Linked DNA regions of Homo sapiens: region 2 is linked to region 1. A link is a loop called in an ENCODE intact Hi-C map of the cell type or tissue named here. Cell type or tissue: Calu3. All regions are shown on one strand.

Region 1 (8,000 bases):
GTAACTAAAGAACAACAGGTAAAAATTTAGTAAAAATATAGAAGATTTGAACAACACTGTTACCCAACTTGATCTAAATGACATAGACAAAATACTATACCCAATAATTGCAGAATACACGTTCAAATGCACATGAAACATTTTCCAAAATAGATGTTGGGCTGTAAAGCCAGCCTCAACAATTTCGAGTGATCGAAATAATATTGAGTATGTTCTCTGACCATAGAGGAATCAACCTAGAATCAGTGAGGGAAAGGTAACTAGAAAATCCGCCCCCCTCCCCCGCTGCCAAATAATTGGAAATCCAACAAAAATACTTCTAAATGACCTCTGGATCAAAGAATAAATCATGATGGTTATTAGAAAATATTTTGAAATTAACAATAAGGGAAGTAAACTATGTAGTTAAGCAACGCTGAGAAGAAATGCATAAGCTCTGCTTATATTAGAAAAGAAAAAAAAGATTGAAAAATCAGTCACTGAAGTTTCCATCTTAGAAAACCAGAAAAAGAATAGCACATTACACCTAAACAAAGAGGGAAAGAAATTATGCAGCTAATAGCAGAAATGAATGAAACCCATAGCTGACATACAATAGCCAAAACTTGTTTCTTTGATGAGATCAATAACTTGTATAAATGCTTAACAAACTAAGAAAGAAAATAAAAAGAGAAAATGCCAAGTACAAATATCAGAAATAAAAAAGGGACTTTCCTACCGATCCTACAGATATTAAAAGAATAATAAGAGGATATTATGAGTAACTTTATGTCAATAAACCTGAACTTGACCATGTTTGTGAATTCATGAACAAATCACTTAAAAATCTCAATCTCCTAAAATGCATAAGAGAAAAGAGTAGGATATCTGAATCGTTTTATATCTGTTAAACAAGTTGAATTTGTAATTAAAAACCTCCCCGCAAAGGAAACACTTAGCATGGATGGCTTCACCGGGGAATCTTCCAAACACTTAAGGAAGTAATGAAATGAATCTTAGACAAAATGTCATCAACAGAGCCAGAGGGAGAATTTCCAAATTCATTTTTAAAAAAATGAGGCCAGCCTAACCCTGATATCTGATCCTTACAATGACATAATAAGAAAAGAAAACTGCCGGCCATTAGTTCTCCTGAGCACAATTGTTAAGATTCCAAATAATTACTGGCCAATCATTTCAGCAATACAGAAAATGCGTAATACATGTGGATTTAGTCCAGTAACTCAAAAGTTGCTTGAACATTTGAAAGTCAATCAGTGTAATTCAACACATTGATAGAATAAAGGAGAAAATCAAATGGTCATCTCAATAAATACAGAAAAGACATTTGGTAAAATTTAACACTTGCTTATGATAAAAATAAAAGCTTTCAACAAACTAGAAATACGATGGAAATTTATTAATTGAATAAAGGTTCTTTACCAAAAAAAGCTTACAGGTAACATCATATTTAATAATAAAAATAACTTCCTCTTCTCTTACCATCATCCTAGTACAGTAAGGCAGCAATGTATGTAGAAACTGGAAAGAAAGAATTAAGTTAATAAGACTGTCATTTTTCACAGCATACATACATACACAGATGTATAGGTATATAGAAAATTCTTAAGAATCTCCAAAGTCTCTGATACAATGTCAATATGCATATATTATATATTACTTGCTAATTACATATAAAATACACAATTGGAAATTAAAATTTTAACATTTAGAGCAGCATCAAAAAACACAATGTCTTAGAGATAAATTTAATAAAAGGCATTTGAAATAAAATGTGAAAATAGCAAAACATTGCTGTTATTTAGGAAGACCTGAATAAAAGGAGATAATTACTATGTTTATGAATTAGAAGATAGAGTATTGTGAAGATGTTACTTTTCTGCAACTGACATATGTAGATTCAATGCAGTCCCAATCAATATCCCAGCAGGAACTTTTAAAAATGAAAATTGACAAGCTGATTCTAAAATTTATATGAAAATGCGAAAGACTACAATAGCCAAGATAATAATGGAGAAGAGCAAAGTTGGAGGACTTATACTACCAGATACCAAGACTTAATGTAAAGCTACAATAATCAAGACAGTGTGGTATTGGTGCAAAGACCAGCAAATGGAACAGAACAGCCTCCAGCAACGCATCCATCCATATGCATCACTTGATTTATGACAAAGGAAGCGCTGCCCTCAGTTGTGAGAATATTGTTCTTTTCAATCAATTGGGCTGGATTAATTGGATATCCATTTAGGGAAAGAAAAAAATCCTTGATTTCATACCTTACATCATTCACAATATTAATTTAAAATTAATGATGGATCTACATTTAGAAGAAAATCTAGATAATATCTTCCTGACATTGACAGTAGACAAAAGTTTCCTAAACAAGTCACAAAAAAGCACTAAACATAAAAACTATTGATGTATTGGACCACATTGAAATGAAAAACTGTTCATCAGAAGATTGCATTTAAGAGGTAAAAAAGCAAACCAGACTGGGAAAAGTTATTTGCAATACACATATCTGACAAAGGACTTCTATCCAGAATATATACAGAGCTTCTACAAGCCAGTAAGAAAAAGACTAACAACTCAACTTAAAACTGACCAAAAGATTTGAACTGGCATTTTGCAAAATATGATATCCAAATATTTAATAAACATATGAAAATTGCCCAACATAATTAGTCACCAGGGAAATTAAATGAAAACCATAGTGAGATACAAGTACACACATACCAGAATGAAATGAATACAATTAAAAAGACAGGCAGTACTGTTTGTGAACCATTTTCAGAAAACAATTTTGCAGTATCTACTAAAGCTAAACAAATCCCTATCCCATGATCTAGCAATTCCACTTAGGTCTCTGCCTAAGAGAAATGAGTTCAAATATCCAACAAAAGACATATATGAGACTGGGCATGGTGCTTCTCATCTGTAATCCCGGCACTTTTGGTGGCTGAGGCAGGAGGATCACTTGAGCCAGGAGTTCAAGACCAGCCTGGGCAACACGGTGAAACCCCATCTCTACAAAAATTACAAAAATTAGCTGGGTGAGGAGGCTGAAGTGGGAAGACCACTTGAGCCCAGACGTTGAGGCTGCCGTGAACCGAGATGGTACCACCGCACTCCAGCCTAGGCAACAGAGTGAGATCCAGTCTAAAAAAAGAAAAAAGAAAAGAAAAAAAGACATATATGAGACTGTTCATAGTAGCTGTTTAGCCACCTCCTTCATCACCACCACCACTGTTTCTACTTCCATCATCCTCATCATTACCACCACTATCACCATAACGCCATCACCACCATTACCAAAACTCAACCATCACCACCAATACCTATGTAACCAGCAGACGCCATAGTCATTTGGTCACTGCAACCACTGTCACCAGCATCATCAAAATCTCTACCGTGACCACCACCATCATCACTATTACCACGCTTCCATCCTTCGGAGTCTGGGCTTATTCATTCCAGGAAACTAAAGCTGTTAAACTGGGCTCCCAGCCAGCGGCACCCCCATTGACCACGGTGCTCCCTGTTCCCACAGCTAGGGCTGAGTTCCTCTGTGTACCCCCTCTCCTCTTCACCCTGTTTTTGTCTGCAGACTGCATTCCTTCCTCAGGAGCAGTAAGTCTCCACTTCTCCTGACGCGATTGAGGATAGGACAGATGGAAGGCCTGCAGGGACCTTAGCAGCCGGCTGGGCCCCGCAGGGCGCATACCCAGCCCTCGCTAGAGGGCAGCAGAGCACCATGCCCCTGCGACCCGGGTTCATCACAAAGGAAGCTTTGTGGAGTGCAGGCCTGCGCTTTGCAGCTCGCTCCTGAGCCAGTGCCCAGCCCCAGGAGGGGCTGACCAGCTGATGCGTGGTGAGAGACGAGCAGGCCCTCAAGATGCACTCTCCGAGAGAGTGAAGAAAGCAACACGAGTAATCAGGGGGCCCTCCCACCAACCCCCTGCCCCCCGGTCCATCCTCTTCAATCCACTCTCCTCCAGTTAGCCCAGCCATCCTTCCCTGGAAAAACCCTGCCCTGGCTTACTCTCGGGCCTCTGAAGAGTGTCTGAGCTCCCAGCTTGGGACTCGAGGCCATTTGGGCTCTTGCTCCTGCTGATCCCTCCGGCTGTGGTCTCCACCACCCTGCACCCCTACCTCCCGCGCTCCAGTCCCCAAAGCTTTGCTTCCATCCTCTGCTTGTGCCGGTGGTTCTCCCTCTTTCAGGAGTGCTGTCTTCCACTGGGTGGACTCGTCCTGCAAGCTTTCCCTAGAACGCCTTCCCTGCCACCCCCTACCCGCCAGGACAGGTCAGAGCCCGCCTCTGAGTCCCCACAGTCTCCCGGGCTCCCCTCCGTTGCAGCACTGATCACACTGGGCTTCTCTCTTCCTGTCTGCTGGGCAGCAGAGACTGTGGATGCTTCATCCCTGAGGTCTATGAGCCAGCGCAGGGCCCAGCACACACTGGGAGCTTAGCAAACATGGGTGGAAGGAAAGAAAGGAGCCAGGAAGGAGGCAGGGGTGCTGGTGAGAGGCCTGCTGGGCGCTTCTCTGTGTCCTTCCTCAGCCTCCATCTCTCTTCCCTCCCTTCCTCTGGGGGCTAACAAAAAACACTCAACTCCATGATGCGAGGATTCATTTAGGGACTCATTTGTCATGGAGATCATCAGCTCCTGTCACAAAGCTGCTCTCAAATGCACCCAGAAACAGGGTGACATTCTTCTCGCTTGGGCCAAGCTGGCCTCTCAGACCAAACTGTCCGATGCAAATCTAGAATCCCCAGAGGGTGGAGGCCAGGCTCTACTAGGCCCAGGTGAGCCCCCGTGTCGCTGCTCTCTGCTCTTTCCAGCACCCCAGCAGCACATTACACAGGAGGGCTTATGGCCATTTTTCAGCTAGAGACTGAAGTCTTGGTGGGAAGAGGCAGAGCCCAGTCTGGGGCTCACCCTGCAAGGCAGCGTGGCACAGTACTGAGGTGGAGCGGAGATGAGAAAGAAGGTCTGTGAGGAAGGAGGTTCTTCTTATATCACATGACAATCATCTATCATTGCTCCACTTGTACCCCACGCAGAGGAAAAGCCAGATGGGTCCAGGGCCTGTTGTGAAATTTTTGCCAACAGAGCTTGCTGTCCATCTATAATTAAAACATGAGTGGAGGCCATAGGACTCATTACATTTCCCAAAATTCTCCATGCAGAGATCATTGAATTCACTTCTGTCTGGCTCACTACTGCATTTTACAGATGGGAAAACGAAAGGAGGCCAGTACAGGCTGGGGCAGCAGTTGCATTCGTGGGAGAGCCGAGACTCTAGGGAGAGATGGAGAGCCATAGAAACCCATTGGTGCCCCTGGGCCACCACTCTTTCCTCTAACTGCCTGCCCCCGCCACCCCCACCCCAGAGGATACTAAAGTCAGGCTTTCCACTAGACGAGGAGCTTTTTTTTTTTTTTCCTTTCTTTCTTTCTTTTTCTTGAGACAAAGTCTCACTCTATTGCCTAGGCTAGAGTGCAATGGCGTGATTTTGGCTCACTACAACCTCCGCCTCTTGGGTTCAAGTGATTCTTCTGCCTCAGCCTCCCAAGTAGCTGGGATTACAGGCATCCACCACCATGCCCGGCTAATTTTTTGTACTTTTAGTAGAAACAGTGTTTCATCATGTTGGTCAGGCTGGTCTTGAACTCCTGACCTCAGGTAATCCACTCGCCTCAGCCTCTTAAAGTGCTGGGATTACAGGCATGAGCCAATGAGCTTTTTGAGCGTGAGGATCACATCCCAATGCCCAGAACAGGGCCTGATGCAGAGCCGCATCCTCTAAATGTCTGTTTGGTGATGGGATGATGGTCCAACAAGAGGAAATGAAACATCCTAAAGCCTGGTTTTGTCTTTTAGTAAAGACAAGCCTCTATGGATGGTTGGGAAATCAAAAGACTCCAGGGTTGTTGAAACTCCCTGTCATTTCCAGGATCTAGCTCTTCTTCTAGGAATATACATAGCTTTCCCCTGAGTCAATGTCTGCCTACCATTCGCCCGGGAATGACTTACCTATGAACTGGATATTTTCCTCTAAAAATGGTAAGTCACTATGTAAAAATGTCAAGGGCCATTAAAGTCCATCTCTTGCACAATGATGCCTTCATGTATCTGGAACCTTCTGGGTCAGAGGATGGGAATTAATATTTATTGAACAATGGGCACTTCTTTACTTCATTTTAACTAATAGTCAAAGTCTGGGCCTGACACCATGATTGTCCTCATTTTACAGATGAGGAAACGGGCTCAGAGATGTTCAGTAACTTGCCCTAAGTCCAGAACCACTTTGGGCAGGTAGGCAAGTGGCAGAGCGGGGATCTTTCTCTTGCCAGTCCCTAGCTTCCATCCTCTCCTTTCTGCAGCCTGCTTCCTTGATCTGTTTTGCAAAGCTGAACTTCTTGGATAACTGAAGTTGAACTTTTAAATAGACAACTTGCCTTAGTTTAACCATCTCTGTTGAAACATGTTTCCATACCATCTTGCACACTGCCCTGCCTTCTTCACTGGGAGACCCTGAGTGATGCTTTAAGCCAGTGGATCTCTACCCTGGTGTCAGAATCACCTGGATACCCTAGCCCCAGCCACAGAGAGTCTCATTAATTGAGGTGGGGTAGGGGCATGTGCATTTTTTAACCACTCCAGGTGATTCCCTTCTTTCTTTCTTTCTTTCCTTTCTTTCTTTCTTTCTTTCCTTCTTTCTTTCTTTCCTTCCTTCTTCCTTCCTTTTTCTTTCTTTCTGTCTCTTTCTTTTTCTTTCTCTCTCTCTCTCTTTCTTTCTTTCTTTCTCTCTCTCTCTCTCTTTCTTGCTTTCTTTTTTGACAGAGTCTTGCCCTGTTGCCCAGGCTGGAGTGCAGTTACACAATTGCGGCTCACTGCAACCTCCACCTCCCAGGTTCAAGCGATTCTTCTGCCTCAGCCTCCTGAGTAGCCGGAACCACAGGTGCGTGCCACCACGCCCAGCTAATTTTTGTAGTTTTTAGTAGAGACGGGGTTTCGCCATGTTGTCCAGGCTGATCTTGAACTCCTGACCTCATGATCCACCCGCCTCGGCCTCCCAAAGTGCTGGGATTACAGGTGTGAGCCACCACAGCCAGCTTCTTTCTTTCTTTCTTTCTTTCTTTCTTTCTTTCTTTCTTTCTTTCGTCTCTCTGTCTCTCTTTCTTTCTTTTTTGTTTCCTTTCTCTCTTTCTCTCTCCCTTTCTTTCTTTTTGACAGAGTCTCACTCTGTTGCCCAGGCTAGAGTGCAATGGCACAATCTTGGCTCACTGCAACCTCTGCCTCTTGGGTTCAAGTGATTCTCCTGCCTCAGCCTCCCAAGTAGCTGGGATTACAGGCATGCATCACCATGCCCGGCTAAATTTTTGTATTTTTAGTAGGGATAGGGTTTCATCATGTTGGTCAGGCTGGTCTTGAACTCCTGACCTCAGGTGATCCACTGGCCTCAGCCTCTTAAAGTGCTGGGATTACAGGTGAGAGCCAATGAGCTTTTTGAGTGTGAGGATCACATCCCAATGCCCAGAACACTGTGCTAGGATTACAGGTGTGAGCCGCCACGCCCAGCCCACTCCAGGTGACTCTAATGCACAGCCAGGATTGACAACCTTGGCTTTTCGCTTTTCTTGATGTCCAAAGTCATTAACCCAGCATATGTATTGGGATAGCTTCTGATAGAGTAATTTCCTGGGTCCTGTGGGCATTTTTTTTTTTTTTTGAGATAGGGTCTCGGTCTTATGCCCAGGCTAAAGTGCAGTGGTGCAATCATGGCGTACTACAGCCTCAACCTCCTGGGCTCAAGTGATTCTCCCACCTCAGCCTCCCAAGTATCTGGGACTACAGGCGTGTGCCACCATGCCCAGCTAATTTTTGTATTTTTTGTAGAAACAGGGTTTTGCTGTCTTGCCCAGGCCAGTCTGCAACTCCTGGGCTCAAGTGATCCACCCACCTTGGCCCCCCAAAGTACTGGGATTACAGGCA
Region 2 (8,000 bases), 160 kb after region 1:
AGTCACATAATTGCCATTGCTGCATCCAAGGCTCCTGGAACCAGACTGCCCAGGTTCGGATCATGAATCTGTCACTGAATAGTCTCACGAGAGCTTGGGCTCCTTACCGAACTCCCCCAATGCCTCTGATGCTTCACCTCTAAAATAATGCCTTTCCTTGCAGGGCTGTCTTGAAAGTCAGATATGTTAATATAAAAACTGATGTCCTCAGCCTGGGCAACGTAGTGAGACCCCATCTCTACAAAAAATTTAAAAATCTGCCGGGCATGGTGGCGCATGCCTGTGGTCCCAGCTACTTGAGAGGCTAAGGTGGGAGGATCACTTGAGCCTGGGAGATCAAGGCTGCAGTGAGCTGTGATTACCCCACTGCACTCCAGTCTGGGCGACAGAATGAGACCCTGTTTCAAAAAACAAACAAAAAAAGTCCTTAGAACAGTACAGAACAGTACAGTTAGTTATTAATAGGATGATGGTGTTGGTGCTAATTGTCCTCCTGTCCTGGCGTGGGAGAAGAAGTCCGTGGACAAGGCTTACTTGGAACAGGAGCTCTGGTTGGTGTTTTACGATTTCTCTGTGGTCCCTGGGAAGAAGGACCTTCCCCAGCTCCTCCTCCCACACCCCAAAGTCAGAGCTGGTGGAAACAGGAAGGGGTGTCGAGAGCTGGGGCTGGCCCTACCCACCCGCAAGGACTTTTGTTCGGCTTCTCCTAGGGTGACCTTGGACCCCTGGGCACTCCTGGGGAGCAGGGCCTCATTGGGCAACGGGTAAGTTGAAGCAATTTATTCTTCCTGAAAGCCCCCAGGGTGTGTGGGTGCCGCAGGGGAAGAGACCGGCTTTTCTCAATCTCCCTAAGCCTCAGTTTCCTCAGTTACAGAAATAGACTATGAATGTCTACAGCCTCGCCCAGTCTCTCTTGGTAGGCCAGCATTTCCACAGTGTAGAGAAAGGCATTTTGTGGTCTGTAGTCCCAGCTACTCGGGGGGCTGAGGCAGGAGAATCGCTTGGACCCAGGAGTTGGAGGTTGTGGTGAGCCAAGATCATGCCACTGCACTCCAGCCCGGGTGACAGAGGAAGACTCCATCTCAAAAAAAAAAAAAAAAAAAAAAGAAGAAGAAGGATGTTGAGGTTCAGTCGAGTCTCGGCAGTAAAGAGAATGATGAGCACGCATCCTATGCCCACTGTGTGTCGAGCACTTTTCTCGAGGCACAAGGAGCACAGCAGTGAGTAACGGAGGCCTGTCTCTGGAGCTTGCATTCCAGCGGGTTGATAAGTGATACCTGCCATGGGTACAAGAGGAGCATGGACCACCCAACTGGCACATCGTTGCCATCCTGCACCTGACGGCCCCTGAGGCCCTTTCCAGCTCAGACTCTGAACAGCGATGAATTCTAAAAGCAGAGAGAGACCCAAACTTAATTTGATGGCCATTTCAAGAACTGTTGTCCAGGGGCGTCTCTAGAGCTGGAAGGGCAAGCCTGGTTGAGGTTCAGCCAGGGACTCTGTTCTTGCTGTCATTCCCGAGCTTGCTGGGAAGAAAAGTCGAAAGACTGGCCTCCCTTTCCTCATCTGAGAAGTAGGATTCCACCAAGGAGTTCCATGCAGGCTTACTCCAGCTCCAGTAATAGTATCTCACATGGTTGCCAGGTATGGGGCGCTTACACCATGCCTTACAGCAACCCTTGAAGAAGGTGGTGTCAGCCCCATTTTTCAGATAAAAAAACAGATGCCAATGAGACCTAAGTAGTTTGCTTGCGGTCAAACAGCCAGTGAATGAGAAACCAAGAAGTAGCATTGACGTCTGGCTGATGTCAAAGCCTGTCTTTAACTACTAGGCCACTCTGCAGCCCAGCCAACCAGCCTAGAGATGATGTTCAGGACAAATCCATGACAAGCACCTTCTAAATTCGTGACCTCATGTAGCCCCCACCCCACGTCACCCTGCAGAGGGAGCTGTCGGTAGCTTGGGGGTCTGCTCCCCTTTTCTGGAGAGCTGAGGGTGGGCACCTCAACCTTCCTGTTCATTTGCTAACTCAGCCCCTGGCTACCATGCACCCACTGTGTGCCAGGGCCCCCAGGGTCCCACTGCCTGGAGATCCATGGGTCAGGGTCCTGCCCCAGGGAGGGGGAAGAGAGGAAAAGCACACCGGGGCCTCCTCCCCAGTAACATCTCCTCCTCTTTCTCCATCACCTTTTCCAGGGAGAGCCAGGCCTTGAGGGTGACAGTGGCCCCATGGGACCTGATGGGCTGAAGGTAAGTGCCCTTTTAGGGCAGGGCCTGGGGACCCCGGCAGGGCATTGCTTTCCCATCCAAGACCTAAGTCTCCTCCCAGAAACACTGTGTTCCCATAGAGATCTGAGATGACAGCTCCAGCTCCCATTGACAGCAGCTTGGGGAAGGGTCAGCAGTGTCCAGCAGCCACCTCCCACCCTGCCCTCTGCACTACCTGCTCAGGTGGGACCAGGGCCATCACCACCTTCCAGTCTTTCCTGCTACCCTTCTTAAAATATCAGCTTCTCTTGGCTAAGGGTGATTCCTGAGCACCGGCACTACGCCAGGCCCAGAGCCAGAGTCTTTGGTCTCTGTTATCTTCCAAATATTCTAGAAGGTCAGGAAAATAATAATTACCACCAATGACTTATAAGCCACAATTTAGGGAGGACTAGTCACACACATACCAGGTACAACGCTAAGCCCTTTACCAGCTGGATCCATAGGACAACGGAAGTTCTGTCTTTAGATGAGGAAACTGAGACTCAGAGTGGTGAAGCAACTTGCCCAAGGACACACCGCTAGCAACTGGCACATCCAGGACCCAAATCTGGGCCCGTTTGGCTCCAAAGCCTCTGCTCACTCTGCTGTACCATGCACCCATTCTAAAGGCGAAGAGGCTGAGGCTCAGAGGAAGGCATAGATACATTCAGGACCTATGGCTATGAGTGAGGATCCAAAATTCAAACCCACGGCTCACAGGTGCCAAAGCCTGCTGGCCCAACTTGACCCTGCTGCTCCCTGAGAGACTCCTGTCAGCCACAAATGTCAGGACTCTGAAGAGACACCTTAGCTCACCTGAATTGCAGGTGGGCAGGCGGGCACCTCCCTCTGACTCTCCAGACCCATCTCCAGGCCAGTCCCTGGCCTCCGTCTTGGGCCCCGCTCTGACCCCACAGGTGGGCTTTCCCCGAGGCTGGCCGGTCACCCTGTGCAAGTCAGCTCCCCAGCCCAGGTTCCTAAGGGCCATGCCCTCTCGCCCACCTACTCTCCAGGTGACCTCAGAGAAGCAGACCCCTTCTCTGAACCTCAGTTTCCCCATCCACAGGCTTCCGCCCACCCTCGTTACCCCCTCCCCACAGTCTCCCAGGGTGCCTTGGCGACCGGCCCCTGCTGACTCCTCACATTTTCTTGCAAGAGCGAGAGCACCCCCTGTCTGTCATCTGCCTGACTCCTCTCCCCCAACCCTGCTGCATCCAAGCGTACAGCCGAGTCCCAAGACCCGGAGCATTTGACAGCTGCTCCACACCCTTTGCCAGTGCCTGCTACACTGGGTGGTGATGCTGATGAAGGTCATGGCTAAAATGCTTTGGGCACTTGCCATGTGCCCAGTGCCACCCACCCAAAGGGCTTTATGTGAATTAACCCATTTAATAATTAATGTTCCCAGCAACTCTCCCAAGCTTGATACATTACCATCCTCACTAGACGGATGAGGAAACTGAGGCACGAAGCAGCAGCCTTCTCACTCCACTCTGGGCGGCCACCTTTCTTCTTGGAAAGTCCACTGAGGTGGGCGGGAGGGGGTCTTCCAGCCTGGGTGCCTCATGCAGTCTTCTGCCTCCACCTTGCATGGCTTTTTGGCCCTGACTTCATCCTCTTCCCCTCCCTTCAAAGCCAATTCTACCTGAGTCCTTGTGCTCAAATGCACAGCATCTTCCCTGGTCTTTACATGAATCCCAGGAGAGACCCATTTTCTTAAGGTGTTTGTCCAGGAATCACCCCTCATGGTGAAAACTGCGTCTCGAATATGCACAGCACTTCATAGTTTATAGAGTGCTTTTACACCCGTTATCTCTTCGCTGATGTCCAGCTGACAGTGATGATGGTGGTGGTGACCAATAATAGTTAGCTTTTATCCAGCATTCACATGCCAGACACACTGCTAAGCTATTTACATGGTTTATCTCTTTCAATCCTTGCAGTAATCCTTTGATCCTGATTTTACAAACGAGGAAACTTGCCCAGGGTCACACAACTATTCAGTAGCGGTAGCAAGATTTGAACTTAGGCAGCATAACCCGAGGGTTGAGGGAGGCATCGTCCCCTGAGCAGAGAATCTTGGAATTAGAAGGAGCCAGAACCCCAGGTTCACACAGCACTGACTCACTCGGTGGTATTAGGGAGTCTCCACCTGTCTGCACTTCAGTTGTCCCATCTGTAACTGAAGAGGGTTAAGGAAGGTGACTTGCAAGGCTCCTCTGAGCACTGGCAGATGTCTGAGGATTTGGGGCATCTCTAGGAACCCCCAGAGACTGTTCTGCATGAGATTCACAAGGACGCCCACCCCAGGGGTCCAGTTAGCCCCTGGAGTGTGGTCTTAGGCAGAGCCCAGGTGAGGGCCCTTTGTTGAAAACCCGACTAGCCACCTGGAACAGGCTGTCTGCCTCTGAGAGGAGAACAGGTGGCCAGGACGACAAGCCAGAAATGGAATCCCAGAGCCAGAGGAGTCTGCAGGAGAGTTATTCAGGCCAGCCCCCTGTCTTCATGCCAGGCTGTGCTTAGAAGCTGAGGCTCCCAGCAGGAAGGGATCCGGGCACAACTTTGTGCCCAGATCTGCTCTACATTGGCCCACGCCTCAGCTCGGAGTCTTCTGCCTTTATCTGTGCCATCTCTGGACCGCTCCATTGGAAAATCTTCCCAACTGAACTAGAAACTGCCCCAGCAACTCCCTCACACCCACCTCCTGCCCCAGAGCTCAGGCCTCAGCAGGCCCAGCTTGAAGCAATGAGCAATCATGAGTTGCTTTCTTGAGCCTCTCTTCTAGGCAGGGCCAAGCCCCAGGCTCCAGCTTCATGCCCTCTGCTTCCTGTGCTCTCTCTCCTCTGGATGCACACCAGTTTATCAGTGTCCCTCGTAAACCTTGGCACTGGGGGACAGAACTGGTAAAGACACACTATGCTTTTCCAAGCCTGCTCTTCTCGCCCATCCCTTCCTGATGGACGCCGCCCCTCAGCAGCCATGCCCGTGCTGCACTCCACACCTGCTCTGCTCACGGTGATGAGGGTGACAGCCCACGCCCCATCCTGGAATCCTGCATGCCCCATCCTGGAACCCCACCTGCCCCCAATCTCTCTCAGAGTACGCAAAGATTACCGTGATGAGATAAGGCAAGCTTAGAGTGACACTGATTGCTTCAAAACCATAAAAAGCCCATGCCAGCCTGGTGCAGTGGCTCACACCTGTAATCCCAGCACTTTGGAAGGCCAAAGTGAGTGGATCATCTGAGGTCAGGAGTTCGAGACCAGCCTAGCCAACATGGTGAAACCCTGTCTCTACTAAAAATACAAAAATTAGCCAGGCATGGTGGCGCGTGCCTGCAGTCCCAGCTAGTTGGGAGGCGGGGGCACTTGAACCTGGGAGGTGGAGGTTGCAGTGAGTTGAGATCATGCCACTGCACTCCAGCCTGGGCAACAGAATGAGATCCGTCTAAAAAAAAAAAAAAAAAGCCCATGCCAAGGGTTGCCTTTCCAAGGAAATAACCTCAGGTGCCCCAAAGGTCCGAAGCCCCAAGAAGACCTTGGTTACAGCCCTATCACTGTAAAGAGGATACGCTCAGGATCCTGCTTCAAAGTCCAGCTCCACCGCTAGCCAGTTGTGGGCCTCTGGGCCAGACCACTTGATTTAGCTCTGCCTCAGTTTCCTCTTCTGTAAAATGGGACTAAAAGCGGACCAGCCTTAGAAAGCTTTTGTGGGGATTAAGTCAGTTAATAGATGTTAAAGGACTCAGACTATGGTCCTGACATGGTTAGTGCTATATAAATGTTAGCTCCATCCACTCCCCAGAGAAAGTATTCTGCAGCCAATAAGAATGATCGCCATGCAGAGCCCAGAGCGATAGGAGGGCACGTTCACCATAGAGCAAAGCAGTAACTATAACAAACAAAGATGGAGACCAGCAGTCCAGTGGGATTGTGCCTTTAGAGCTTAGTTTACTGCTGTCCGATTCATTGCCTTGGGAGAGTTGCTTCACTGCCCTGAGCCTGGTACATACCATCCAAACTGTTACCTACCATTTATTATTATTATTATTATTCACTGTGTTTTTGTCATCGAGGATTGAAAATACAACTCAGAAAAATGGAAAGAGTGGTTCTGAGAAGGAGAATTGGGTGAATTTTCTTTCTTGATGAAAATTTCTTTCAGCTAGTTGCAGCAGCTCATACCTGTAATCCCAGCACTTTGGGAAGCTGAGGTGGGAGAATTGCTTGAGCCCAGCAGTTGGAGACCAGCCTGGTCAATGGTCTCCAACTGCTGGGCTCAAGCTCTCTTGTAGCAAGACCCCATTTCTACAAAAAAAGAAATTTTTTTTCAATTAGCTGGGCATGGTGGCATGTGCCTGTAGTCCCAGCTACTTGGGAGGCTGAGGCAGGAGGATTGCTTGAGCCCAGGAGGTCGAGGCTGCGGTGACCTATAATTGCGCCTCTGCACTCCAGCCTGGGAGAGAGTGAGACTCTGTCTAAAAAATAAAAAAAAAAAATCTGCTTCATAAGACTCTTGTTCTCCCAATGTGTCTAAGTTGGAGAGAAATTGCCCTTGTCTCCTGTGAACTCCATGGGGTGGGTGCAGTCAGGACCCCGGCTTATCTCTGAGTCACTCTGCCCTTCGCAGCCCAGGCCCAGGCAGGGACACATGGGAGCCTCTACGTCTGGGATGCATCCTTGTGCAAGCTTAGAGCTACACTGGGCTTGGCAGCCGAGTCACAGCACCCTGCCTTTTTGGCTGCAGAGGGAACTATCGAGAATCTAGGGACCAGTTGGCTGTGGATGCCTGAATGGAGCCCTGAGATTTGGGGCCTCTGATGCACTTGGCAACTAACTTATTCTCTCTCTCTCTCCCCTCTTCATGCCCTGCCACCCAGGGGGACAGGGGAGACCCAGGGCCTGATGGAGAACATGGCGAGAAAGGCCAGGAAGGGCTGATGGGTGAGGACGGGCCCCCCGGCCCCCCTGGCGTCACTGGTGTCCGGGTGAGTGTGCAGGCCCCTTGCAGCGCCTGGAGCTCTGGGGTACCCTGAACTCTCATGCCTGTGCAGGCGGCTGGGCGGGAGGGCTTTTGGTCGTGCCACTGAAGGATCTTCTGCTGTGGTCCTTTCTCCACCTGGCAGTTTGCCAGAGAACCAATCTGCTCAATGCTCCATGGCTCTGGAGAACAACCTCGGTTACTCATCCTCCTGGCTGCCCTGCCCTGTGCAAACCTGGTCCCTGCCGACCTCATCTCATCCATCCCCCATATCCAGACACACTAAACTTTTTTCAGTTTCTTGGACAAGCTGTGGCCCTTACCCCTGGGCCTTTGCATGTGCTCTGTCTAGGACACTCTCCCTTCTTCACTCCCCTGTCACCTGCTTAAGTTCTATTTGGCCTTCAGGTATCACCATAGACATCACCTGCTCCAAAAAGCCATTCCTGCCCCCAGGCTGGGCCATGAGCCCTCAGGGACATGCATAACCTTCAGTGTATGTCTTGGCTCCATGAAGACCAAGACCTTTTCTGGCCTTCATTTACGTCTTTAACAGTGCCTTGGCCAGGTGCGGTGGCTCACGCCTGTAATCCCAGCACTTTGGGCAGCCAAGGCGGGTGGATCACTTGAGGTCAGGAGTTGGAGACCAGCCTGGCCAACATGGTGAAACCCCGTCTCTACTAAAAATGTAAAATTAGTCAGGCATGGTGGCGCATGCCTATAGTCTCAGTTACTCAGGAGGCTGAGGCAGGAGAATCACTTGAACCTG

The links. A loop is a pair of places that touch in the nucleus more often than their neighbours do. Peaks named below come from ENCODE experiments on the same cell type or tissue, not always from the same donor. Only the 100,000 strongest peaks of a DNase experiment are listed, where the experiment ranks them.
Region 2: it touches region 1 in a loop (4-fold over the local background); 48 of 110 quality-filtered maps call a loop at or near these places.

The regions. Positions count from the first base shown.
Region 1 is chr9:114,104,375-114,112,374 of GRCh38, forward strand. No RefSeq gene overlaps it. Among named protein-coding and RNA genes, the nearest start is that of KIF12, 9.1 kb to the left of the region's middle. RefSeq lists a silencer at 3,665-3,754. In Calu3, a CTCF peak has its summit at 3,731 (motif pointing right); a DNase peak (open chromatin) is centred at 3,747.
Region 2 is chr9:114,268,531-114,276,530 of GRCh38, forward strand. COL27A1 (collagen type XXVII alpha 1 chain) reads left to right here. Exons shown (of 61, transcript NM_032888.4): 35 at 711-764; 36 at 2,198-2,251; 37 at 7,131-7,238. Among named protein-coding and RNA genes, the nearest start is that of ORM1, 51 kb to the right of the region's middle. RefSeq lists an enhancer at 2,705-2,874. In Calu3, no CTCF peak of the experiment used is centred here; a DNase peak (open chromatin) is centred at 3,421.